Linked DNA regions of Homo sapiens: region 2 is linked to region 1. The links are chromatin contacts, found by Hi-C or POLR2A ChIA-PET in ENCODE. All regions are on one chromosome and are shown on one strand. The core of a region is the stretch at or near the end of the contact, and the rest is flanking DNA. Distances in the headings are between cores, read along the strand shown.

Region 1 (5,664 bases), core at 93-2,592:
GTGGCAGAGACATACAAAGGGGGTCGTTTCAAATGGAAAACATCTAGTTAGTCTGCAATGATCCAAACAAAAATTTTAAAAGAACACGATAGTTCCTTCTCTTAGAAGCCCAAAATCCACTTTCTTGGAGTCTAATGAAATGAGCCCTTTTTTTTTGGAAATGCAGTGACTCCAGGGTCTCCAGGCAGGAATAAATCTTGGCTCTGAGTAGATCTTTCATCCCCTGTAATGAATTCCTCAGGCCCTGCCAGTCCGAGAGCAGCAACGGCTCCCTGAGAGGCCTGTTCTCAGGACAGAGTTTCATTGTATTCAACACTGTGATCTTCCTGCCAAAAATTAATCCCACAAGCCACATCTTGAACAACACCCCCACCCCCACGCAGTCTGAGCCTCCCTCAGACTTTTGAATTTGAAGAAGTTGGAAAGATTTGGAAAGCGGGGGTTACTTTCTTAAGCAGGACAGATGCATTGAGACCACCTTGCCAATCATAAATAGAAGACTGGCTTCAGTTCCTCGGTCATAATTAAGCAAAACCACAATTGTTTCTCAACAAGCCCCTGACTGTTGTGTTCTCTGTCCAGGTGGCCGGATCACAAGACCCCAGGTACTTTTAAGGAAGTGGACTGGTCATGTGTGTGTCCTCTATATCATCCTTTTTGGCTCTCATTGTCGTTGTGTGATTAGTTACGGTATCATGACAAGACCTGGGGAGAGCGAGGTCACCTTCTGAGATAAAACACTCAGCAAGTGCCCCCCAGTGGTGGTGGTGGTGGTGGTTTTTAATTGACAAATAATAGCTGTATATATTTACAGGTTGCACTGTGGCTAGAGGACATTATGCTAAGTGAAATAAGCCTCCGGCAGTTGCTAGAACAGGTGAGGCTCTGCGGGTTCTCAAATAACAGTTACTATTTATATGTCCCTGAAGAGTCTTCCGGATTTGGGAGCTGCGGGTGAACGGTATGAGCAATCGTAAAAAATCTGAGCAGCTGCAACTTCCACCTTGCCTGGGCCTGGCTCCATCCTGCAATATCTCCCTCCCAACCTCTCTCCTTTATCTGTCCCCCATCCCTCCCCATGCCAGAGTTAGGGGCTTTGCATGATACTGTTCTGCCTAGTGCTTGCTTTGCTGTTAAACTTCAGTCAACCTGAATCGCTGAATCCCTGGAGAAATCGAGTGGTTAAAATCTCAACATGGGAATTTTAGGTCCTTGTCAATCACATTCTAATTTTGACCTGGGCAGGTGTGATGCGTGGGTCCTTCTCTCCCTCTGCCCCACCCAGATACATCATCCCAAACTAGCACCAGGCTGACACCCACTCAAATACCTCTAAAGTTACATAATTGTCTAAATATAAAATCCAGACTCTCTGGCCTGGCATTCAAACTTGCCTACTCCCAGCCCTTCCCCAGAAGACACCCTAACGTACCTTCCAATGGTCTTTCCCACTTATTATTTATTTATTTATTTATTTATTTATTTATTTATTTATTTATTTATTTTTGTTAGCCGGAGTCTCGCTCTGTCACCCAGGCTGGAGTACAGTGGCGTGATCTTGGCTCACTGCAACCTCCGCCTCCCGGGTTCAAGTGATTTTCCTGCCTCGGCCTCCGAGTAGCTGGGACTACAGGCACCCGCCACCACGATCGGCTAATTTTTGTATTTTTAAAGAGACGGGGTTTCACCCTGTTGGCCAGGCTGGTCTCGAACTCCTAAACTCCTGACCTCAAGTAATCCACCCACCTCGGCCTCCCAAAGTGCTGGGATTACAGGCATGAGCCACCACGCCTGGCCCCACTTACTCTTTATTTTTGAAAATCACACTGCTTTTTCAAAAGTTACGAGAGACATGTTAGTTGCCAAACCCAAAGCACTAAGTTCTAGCCTCTGTACTGATTGGTGCCAGGCACCTGCTGGCCTCTCCTGCTTTCCTAAACATCTCCCTGCCTTTCCTCCCACTCCACCATGCTCTCCTGGCTCTTTAAAAGCAGCTCCACTCTGTTGCCTTTTCTCTAACCCCTCTTCCTTCTTCTGTTCATTTAACTTGGATTTCATAAGAATCCTAATGACCCTAGCTGCCATTCCCTGGGCTCTGCCCTGGTGCCAGGCATTGAAATCAGGGCTTTACACACACAATCTTATTTAATTCTCATCATTGCCCTGTATGGGAGTTTCTATCATTATGCCCAATTTACAGATTAAGAAATTAAGGCTCAGAGAGATTCAGCAATCTACCCAAGGTCACACAGCTAGTTAGTGACAGAGCGGGGCTCAAACTCAGGTATGACACCATAGCTGTGGTGTTCATTACCACCCTGGAGGCTGTTTGGCCTCCTTTCCTCTCCCCACTCCTCCTGTCCAGTTTCTTCTCCTCTTTTCCTCCCTCTACTCCCCTCCCCTCTTCTCTCCACTTGCAGTCCTCTTCCCTTTGGAAATCTCATGGATCTTGGAGCTTTGCACTGCTGCCTGAATGACCTCCCCTCAAAGCTCAACCTTCAGCCTCCATTTATTGCTTGAGCTCCAAACGCATCCCCATATTTACAGCTTTCTGATGATCACCTCTTCCTTCGTGAGCCTTGTAGGTCCGAAGATAGCCCCTCACCTCCTCTCTCCTGCCTTGCCCCAAGACCCTGCTTTCCTAGCCAGCATCACTCTCCTCCTGCTCACCTAGACTCAAGGCCTCTCTTTCCCTTGGGTCACCTTTCCCTCCCCACCCCCACCCAGTTCACACACCTCACTGGTCCTTCCCTTCCGCCTCTCAGTGGCTCAAATGTCTTTCTTCCCCTCCATCCCACCTCCATTTGGCTATGTCAGGCGTGGGTACCGCTTATTTCCATCACTGCAAGGGCCTTTGGTTTTAGAGCCTGTTTTCCTAACTCACATAGCGATGTCAAGTAACTTTCCATGAGCTGGAGCTCAGATTGAATTCATAAAAGCTAACTCTTACCTAACATGAAATGGCAGGCCCTATTGCAAGGGCCTTACCCACTCAGTCCTCACAACAACCCTAGGAGGTAGGTACTGTTGTTATCCCCATTTTGCAGGTGGGAAACTGAGGCTCAGAGAGGCATGGTCACTTGTCCTAGATTCCACAGCTAATAGGTGGCAGTTCTGGTATCTGAATCCAGGCAGCCCAACACCAAAATGCCTGCACATAACCACTACTCCCAACTGGCTCATGTCACACCCCTGCTCAAAACATTCAGTGGCTCCCCATGGCCATTCTTGAGGCCGCCAGCTCTGTGATGGATAGTATCTGTGTGCCTGGAGGGACAGAACTGGCTCTTGGAGGAGTTTGCATTGTGCCAGCCCTAGACATTGTGCATCAGTGGCATAGGCAGAGGGGTTCTTGCAATTTGCCAACCAGCCAAGTGAATCGATTGTCCTCAGTGGGGTCCTGTTCCCAGAAGGGGCAGCAAGCGAGGGAGGGAGACACAGATAAGTTGTCCATTTCACATTTATCTCAGGGAGTGAGAGTTGAGATAGGGTCTCCTCGTACCACTGGTGTGGACAGAAAGAGCAACAGGGCAACAATGAACACTGGTGGTGGCCCTGGGGAATTTGGCCTTGCAGGGTGAAGTAATCATAATGTATGTTGCTTTTTAAAGGGGTGCCCAAGGAGCGCCCTGTCCTCAGACCTCCCTCGCTCAGGGATGTTTACCTGGAAGAACGAGAGGGCCCGATAACAAAGACATTGGGTTCTCGCCTCCAGGCCTCGAGACTGACTCTGTCCTAGCTGCTGTATCTTCAGGGGCTGAGGATGTTGAGAAAGTCAGAGGGAGGTTACCCAGGATAAGATAGAAGGCTCCAGACTACACAAGCCCTATTCTTTTAGAGTGAGCGGTGCAGAGTCCACGCATGAAGGTTTAGAGGCAGATCTGTGGTCCCTGAAGGAGGGATGAGTGTCCAGCTAGGACCCTTAGTGCTGGGGAGATTTCTGGGGGAAATCTCAGGGTGCGTTTTGCAAAGGACCCACCTTCTCTGGCATGAATGCCTGCTGTCAGAAGAGCTTGCTGTCTTTGGGTATCCATAAGCAGGGTCCATTCCCAGCCATGGCCCCTGTCCCCCAAGCCCAGTGACAGGGTCAAAACATCCACATCCTCAGGGAGGGCCTAACACAAATGAGAAGGACTGGCTGGAGGAGCAGTGGGTGCAGGGATTCCTGAGACATCATTGGCTCAGTGTGGCCAAGGGAGGCCTCAGAAGATGTTTTACATTTTTATTTTCTTTCTTTCTTTCTTTCTTCCTTTCTTTCTTTCTTTCTTTCTTTCTTTCTTTCTTTCTTTCTTTCTTTCTTTCTTTCTTTCTTTCTCTTTCTTTCTTTCTTTTTCTTTCCTTCCTTCCTTCCTTTCTTTCTTTCTTTTTCTTTCTTTCTTCTCCTTCCTTCCTTCCTTCCTTCCTTCCTTTCTTCCTTCCTTTCTCTTTCTTTCTGTTTTTTCTTTCTTTCTGTTTTTTCTTTCTTAGACCAAGTCTTGCTCTGTTGCCCAGGCTGGAGTACAGTGGCATGATCTCAGCTCACTGCAACCTCCATCTCCCCGGTTCAAGCAATTCTCCTGTCTCAGCCTCCCGAGTAGCTGGGACTACAAGTACACACCACCATGCCTGGCTAATTTTTGTATTTTTAGTAGAGACAAGGTTTCACCATATTGGTCAGGCTGGTCTCGAACTCCTGACCTCAGTGACCCACCCACCTCAGCCTCCCGAAGTGCTGGGATTACAGGCATGAGCCACCACACCCAGCCTAATTTCATTTTTTGATTGAGGTGAAATTCACATAACATAAAACTAACCATTTTAAGGTGTACAATCCCATGGTGCTTAGTACATCCACAAGGTTATGCAACCACTACCTCCATCTATAAAGGTTTTGAGGCTCCCTAGCAGGGCCAGGGCAGGTGCAGGAGCTGCTGCTGAGGGAAGGGAGCGAGGTTGTCTGCACGGGGAGTGAGAGGCAGGCCTCGGAGGATCTAGTAGACATGGCTTGGAAGAGGAATCCAGATGTGGGGTGGGTAAGAGTCACAGCCTTGAGTGCGGAGAGGTTGCTGAGGGAGAGCAACCAAGGCAAGTAAGAAGACCTCCAGCGGAAGCCAAGAGCCCCTTATGTTAATGGGAGGAGGAAATGGGCCAGGGCCAGAGGCTGCCAGCCTTCCACACAGGCCCAGGGAGGTGTGCTTTGAGACCAGCCTTTCTTCCCTCTGTTGTGGCCTGAGAAGTGTTGGGGGAGGAGGGTGCCAACTGGTGGAGGGAATTTCTCAGCTGCTAGGGATGGCTGGGCTACTTCCTGCCAAGGTCCTTTCTTCTTCTCTATTTCCCCAGCTATAGGGGACCCCACCACTGACTTCATTCTTCAAACTTTCTTTGAACAGGGATGCGCTTTGTAAGCCCTGCAGAACAACAGTAGTCCCGGTAGTTCTTGCAGTCAGGAGACCTGCACCTGCCCCAGGTGTCGGACTTTGAGGTTCCTAACTGGCGTTTCCCCCAGGGTGCGAGGGGCCCATCAGCCCAGAGCACATCTGGCCAGAGCTTGCCCTCTTCCTTCTGCCCCTGCTCTGGGTGCCTGGGATGCTAGAATTCCCAGCCCCAAAGCCTTAAGCATGCTTTCCAGGACCTGCCATGGCTGCCTCCCAGGGCCTGTCCTCCCAAGGGGCCAGCACTATCCTT
Region 2 (5,474 bases), core at 1,784-4,283, 470 kb before region 1:
TATTTTGTTTTGTCTAGGCTTTGGGTACTGGTGATACAGGTAGCTGTGGTTTTGTTCCCTGTTCTCAGCTATGAACATTCTTCTGATCTGTGTCTCTTAGCTCCTTCTGCACCCCATTTGGGCATGTGGGAGCTTTAGGTGGCGTGTGTGCCTACTTCGTGGGAGTGTTCAAGGTTCTTTGCTACCTTTGGGCTCCTTCTGGACACACATCAAATTGTTCTGCTGCTCCGCCGGGGTGCGTGAGAACCATGTGGGCTGCCAGACCCAGCTCCCCTGCTGTGCCCATAGCCTTTTCACTGTCTTGCCACTTCCCAGACTCTACTTAGAAAAAGGGCATGGGTCCCTTCCGATTCCAGCTTTCTGGCTTGTCAAGGATATCTCTTGTTCTCCTGCTGGCAGCTCGCCCCTTCCATCCCCCACCGCCCACTTACAGCAGTTTTTTGGGCTTCTAGGGGAGGGGATAAGATGCAGGGACACATCTCAGATTCAAACCCACATGCTTCTCTCTAATTCTCCTCTTTCTCTGCATCTAGAGACTTCTAGTTAAAGAAGCACTTATCAAACAATCTATGATGGAAGACCAGTTTTGTTTTATTTCCAATTGTCATGAATTAATCTTTTTGGCCTGTACACTGTTGAATGAAATGAGTCTGCCAATCATGCACTTGGATATTGTGACAACATCATATTGCTGTAACAGCTGCTAAATGTTTGTTCTCAATATCTGTACTTAACTCATCATGGACAGTAACAGACAGTTCATGGATCAGCAGGGGTCCAGGGGCCACAGTGTGTAACCTGGTATAGAGTGTCACTCGCCTCATCTGCTATTTCAAGTCTGAGAAAGATGGCTGGGTGCAGTGGCTCATGCCTACAATCCCAGCTTTGGGAGGCCAAGGTGAGTGGATCGCCTGAGGCCAGGAGTTCGAGACCAGCCTGGGCAACATGGTGAAAATTAGCCTGGCGTGGTGGCGCATGCCTGTAGACCCAGCTATTAAGGAGGCTGAGGCGGGAGAATCACTTGAATCCGGGAGGCAGAGGTTGTGGTGAGCCGAGATTGCGCCACTGCACTCCAGCTTGGGCAATAGACTGAGACTCCATTTCAAAAAAAAAAAAAGACAGAAAGACTTTAGAAACTAAAAATTTCAAGAACTTGACTTCCTTTTTCTACATTCTGCTGTGTCATTCCTTCCCTAAGCCAGTAGGCACTGAACACGCTAGCTGCTGCCAGGCTGGAGAGAAGCAGTCATGGGGTCACAGAAGACAGTAGAAATTAAATTGTATCAGTTAACACAGCAACTTTCAGTCTTGCTGTAGAAATGAGAAGTATGAAACTGGTACAAAAAGAAAAAGGAAAGAAACAAAGATGAGCAACTAATCATAATTTGTGAACACATTAATTGCAACTTACAAAAACCAAGAGGATTTTTCTTCTTTATTTTCCGGCGTCTACATTAAGGACACAGAGATTTTTTCAAAAAGCTGTTTGCACTAATAAGAGAGCTTAGCAGCAGGATAGATGATTACAAATAATATCAAAATTGAGAGAACTTCTACTCTACTAGAATAACATTTAGGAACATTGTCTCATTCACAATAACTATAAAACAAAATACTTGAAGATCAAATTAATAGAAAGTTACTGAAGATAGTAACCCAGCTTTTATTAGTTTTATAAAATAATCTTCTTAAGTATCTCAGTAAGATGTAATGATTTTTTTCAAACAAACAAAAACTATGCAGTTTTTTAAACTAAAAATACAAAAGTTAGCCAGGTATGGGGGTGCATACCTGTAGTCCCAGCTACTCGGGAAGCTGAGGCAGGAGGATCACCTCAGCCTGGGAGGCAGAGGTTGCAGTGAGCCAGGATCGCACCTCTGCACTCCAGCCTGGACAACAGAGCAAGACCCTGTCTCAAAAAAGAAAGGAGAGAGAGAAAATAAGGCTTTCCAATTTTTTTTTCTTCTTTTTTAAAAATTTCAGTGAATTTCAGTCGTGAGTGACCATTCTCCCAGGAGATGGAAAGATTATTTCATTACACTAGTAAAAGCTGGGTGCAGTGGCATGCACCTGTAGTCCCAGCTGAGGTGGGAAGATGACTTGAGCTCAGGAGTTGGAGGCTGTAGTGATCTATGATTGTGCCATTGCACTCCAGCCTCGGTGACAGAGCAAGCTGTCTCTAAAAACAAAACAAAAACCTAAAGTCTCAATATTATAAAGAAATGCAAATTCATCTACAAATGCAATTCCATTCTAATCAAAATCACATAGAAGGAGTGGGGGAATTCAACAAAGTGGTTCTGAAATCTATCTAGAAATAAAAGATTAATATAATAGCCAAGGAAAAGTCAAAGGGGAAACTTGAGAATACTTAACCTCTTTGATATTAAATGACATTACAAATCAGGCATGCTGTCTTGTGCCTGTAGTCCCGCTACTCAGAAGGCTGAGGCAGGAGGATTCCTTGAACCCAGGAGATCAAGGCCAGCCTGGGCAACATGGCAAGACCCTGTCTCTAAAACAATAAAATAAAATGGCATTATAAACCTACAGAAATTAAAACAGGGTGATTCTGCATAGGCATTGAAAGAAAAATCAATGGAACAGAAACACTATGCAAAAAGAGTCACAAATATCAGCAAAATTTTGTATGTGATAAATGGGCAATTAAAATCACCAGAGAAAGGATAGCTTGTTTAATAAATAGTGTTGGAATAACTAATTAACAAATGTAGGCTGGGCCCATTGGTGCATGCTTGTAGTCCCAGCTACTTGGAAGGCTGAGGCAGGAGGATTGCTCGAGGCCAGGAGGTTGAGGCTGCAGGGAACCATGATCACACCACTGCAGTCCAGCCTGGGCAACAGAGCAAGAGTCTGTGTCTCAAAAAAACACACCAAAAGACAAGTGGCCCAGTTCTGTGGGCTCATGTTTGGATTGAACTTCCTCATCTCTTAAAGGAGGGCGTCGCCACATGACTTGCCTTGGCGAGGAAATGTGAGTTCAAGCAATATGTGTCATTTCTGAGTAGCGGCTCTAACCGCCAGTTTCACTTTCCCTCTGCCACGGTCCTAGAGTGATCGTGATGCACAACAGAGCCCCGCGTTGACCCATAATGAACACAAAGTGCGAGAGTGAAGTACACCTTTGTTGTGTTAAGCCACTAGATTTGGGGGTTTCTGTCATGCAGCATATCCCAGCCTACCCTGGATGATACAGTCTCTATCTCATACTTCACACCTGTTAGAGGAAAAACAAGTCACCCCAGGAAATTAGAAACATGAATGATTAGCATTTGCTGGGAGTATCTGTGCTTCCAAAGAGGGTGATAGGGAGAAGCCATTGTTTATTCAACAGAGTGAAGGACCGGCTACATAACTTGTAACTTGTGGGGCCCAGTGCCAAATGAAAATGCGCAGTCCCTTGTTTAAAAACTGATTAAAAACTTCAAGAGGGTGACAGCAGAGCATTAAATCAAGCACAGAGTCCCTCTAAGCATGGGTCCCTGGGCGTCTACACAGGTCACACACCCAGGAAATCATGAAGCATCTTTGGCTGTGTCTAATTGACATGTCTGCATCCTCCCTTTTCTCCTGAGCCAGTTTCTACTGCTCTGCCTCAGATTATACTTCCATGGGGCAGTGAGGTTGATGTCTGTGTGTCATTCATGAAGTGTTGATACAAATATCACCTCAGTGAAGCTAAGCCCCCAGGCCCCATGCTACTTATCTCTGATCCTGATTCATTTTTCTCCTTAATACTCACTACCATCATAGTATATATTTCACAAATTTATCTTACTTACAAGTATTTCCCCTAGTAAGATGGAATCCACAAGGGCACAGATTTTTTTTTTTTTAGTTGAGTCTTGCTCTCTTGCCCAGGTTGGAGTGCGCTGTTGCAATCTCAGCTCACTGCAACCTCTGCCTCCCAGGTTCAAGTGATTCTCCTGCCTCAACTACCCAAGTAGCTGGGACTACAGGCGCCTGCCACCACACCCTGCTAATTTTTGTATTTTCAGTAGAGATGGAGTTTCACCATATTGGTCAAGCTGGTCTTGAACTCCTGACCTCAAGTGATCCACCCACCTCAGCCCCCCAAAGTGCTGGGATTACAGGTGTGCGCCACCATGCCCAGTTAATTTTTGTATTTTTAGTAGAGACGGGATTTTGCCATGTTGACCAGGCTGGTCTGGAACTCCTGACCTCAGGTGATCCACCCACCTCCCAAAATGTTGGGATTACAGGCGTCAGCCACCACACCAGGCCAAGGACCAGATTTTTGTCTATTTTGGTCACTGTGTAACCTCAACATTTAGGATAGCCTGTCAGATAGCTGGGACTCAGTAAATGTTTGGTTTTTGTTTTGTTTTGTTTTGTTTTTGAGACAGGGTCTTGCTCTGTTGCCTAGGCTGGAGTGCAGTGGCACAATCTCAGCTCACTGCAGCCTCTACTTTCCTGAGCTCAAATGACCCTCCCACCTCAGTTTCCCGAGTAGCTGGGACTACAGGCACATGCCACCATGTTCAGCTAATTTTGTTTGTTTTTTGTAGAGATGGGGTCTCACTATGTTGCCCAGGCTGATCTCGAACTCCTGGGCTCAAGCAATCCTCCTGCCTTGGCCTCTCAAAGTGCTGGGATTACAGGTGTGAGCCACTGCACTCTGCCAATATTTGTTGAAAGAATGTATGAATGAATTTAAAGAATATCAATTGACTGGGCATGGTGGCTCACACCTGTAATCCCAGCACTTTGAGAGGCCAAGGTGGGTGGATCACCTGAGGTCAGGAGTTCGAGTCTAGCCTGGCCAACATGGCGAAACCCCGTCTGTACTAAAAATACAAAAATTAGCCAGGTGTAGTGGCGCTTGCCTGTAATCCCAGCTACTCTGGAGGCTGAGGCAGGAGAATCGCTTGAACCCAGGAGGCAGAGGTTGCAGTGAGCCAAGACTGTACCACTGCACTCCAGCCTGGGCAACAAAGCAAGACTCTGTCTCAAAAAAAAAAAAAAAAAAAGAATATCAATCCAAGAATATAAACAGGCAAAGTATACACAGAGAATATACATAGATGCCTGTTACATAACAGACAAATACAAATTGGTGAGTCCATCCATTCAACGATATTTATTTATTTCATTTTATTTATTTTTTTGAGATAGAGTCTCACTTTCAGCCAGGCTGGAGTGCAGTGGCGCGCTCTCAGCTCACTGCAACCTCCACCTCATGGGTGCAAGTGATTCTCCTGCCTCAGCCTCCCGAGTAGCTGGGATTACAGGCGCCCGCCACCATGCCTGGGTAATTTTTTGTATTTTTAGTAGAGACGGGGTTTCGCCATGTTGGCCAGGATGGTCTCGAACTCCTGACCTCAGATGATCCGCCTGCCTTGGCCTCCCAAAGTGCTGGATTACAGGCGTGAGCTACCATGCCCAGCCAACAACATTTAATGCTTGCCTCTCAAGTCACTGCATCACATCAT

The links. A loop is a pair of places that touch in the nucleus more often than their neighbours do. ChIA-PET counts read pairs that join two places held with the same protein, here RNA polymerase II (POLR2A). Pooled maps may share reads with other maps.
Region 2: a loop to region 1 is called in a pooled map, with 2.8 times the contacts of the local background. The contact joins two enhancer-like sites. A Hi-C loop is called at or near these places in 3 of 37 single-sample maps with no recorded cell type and 7 of 50 pooled maps. POLR2A ChIA-PET finds 5 or more read pairs at or near these places in 1 of 52 experiments (MCF 10A).

The regions. Positions count from the first base shown.
Region 1 is chr20:4,609,094-4,614,757 of GRCh38, reverse strand. No RefSeq gene overlaps it. Among named protein-coding and RNA genes, the nearest start is that of PRNP, 75 kb to the left of the region's middle. Within about 2 kb of position 1,342, at least 11 of the 41 ENCODE cell types and tissues checked have a DNase peak (open chromatin) inside an H3K27ac peak, as active enhancers do.
Region 2 is chr20:5,076,215-5,081,688 of GRCh38, reverse strand. It overlaps a transcript of TMEM230 not described here. Among named protein-coding and RNA genes, the nearest start is that of TMEM230, 34 kb to the left of the region's middle. RefSeq lists enhancers at 1,038-1,197, 2,703-2,772. Within about 2 kb of position 3,033, at least 23 of the 41 ENCODE cell types and tissues checked have a DNase peak (open chromatin) inside an H3K27ac peak, as active enhancers do.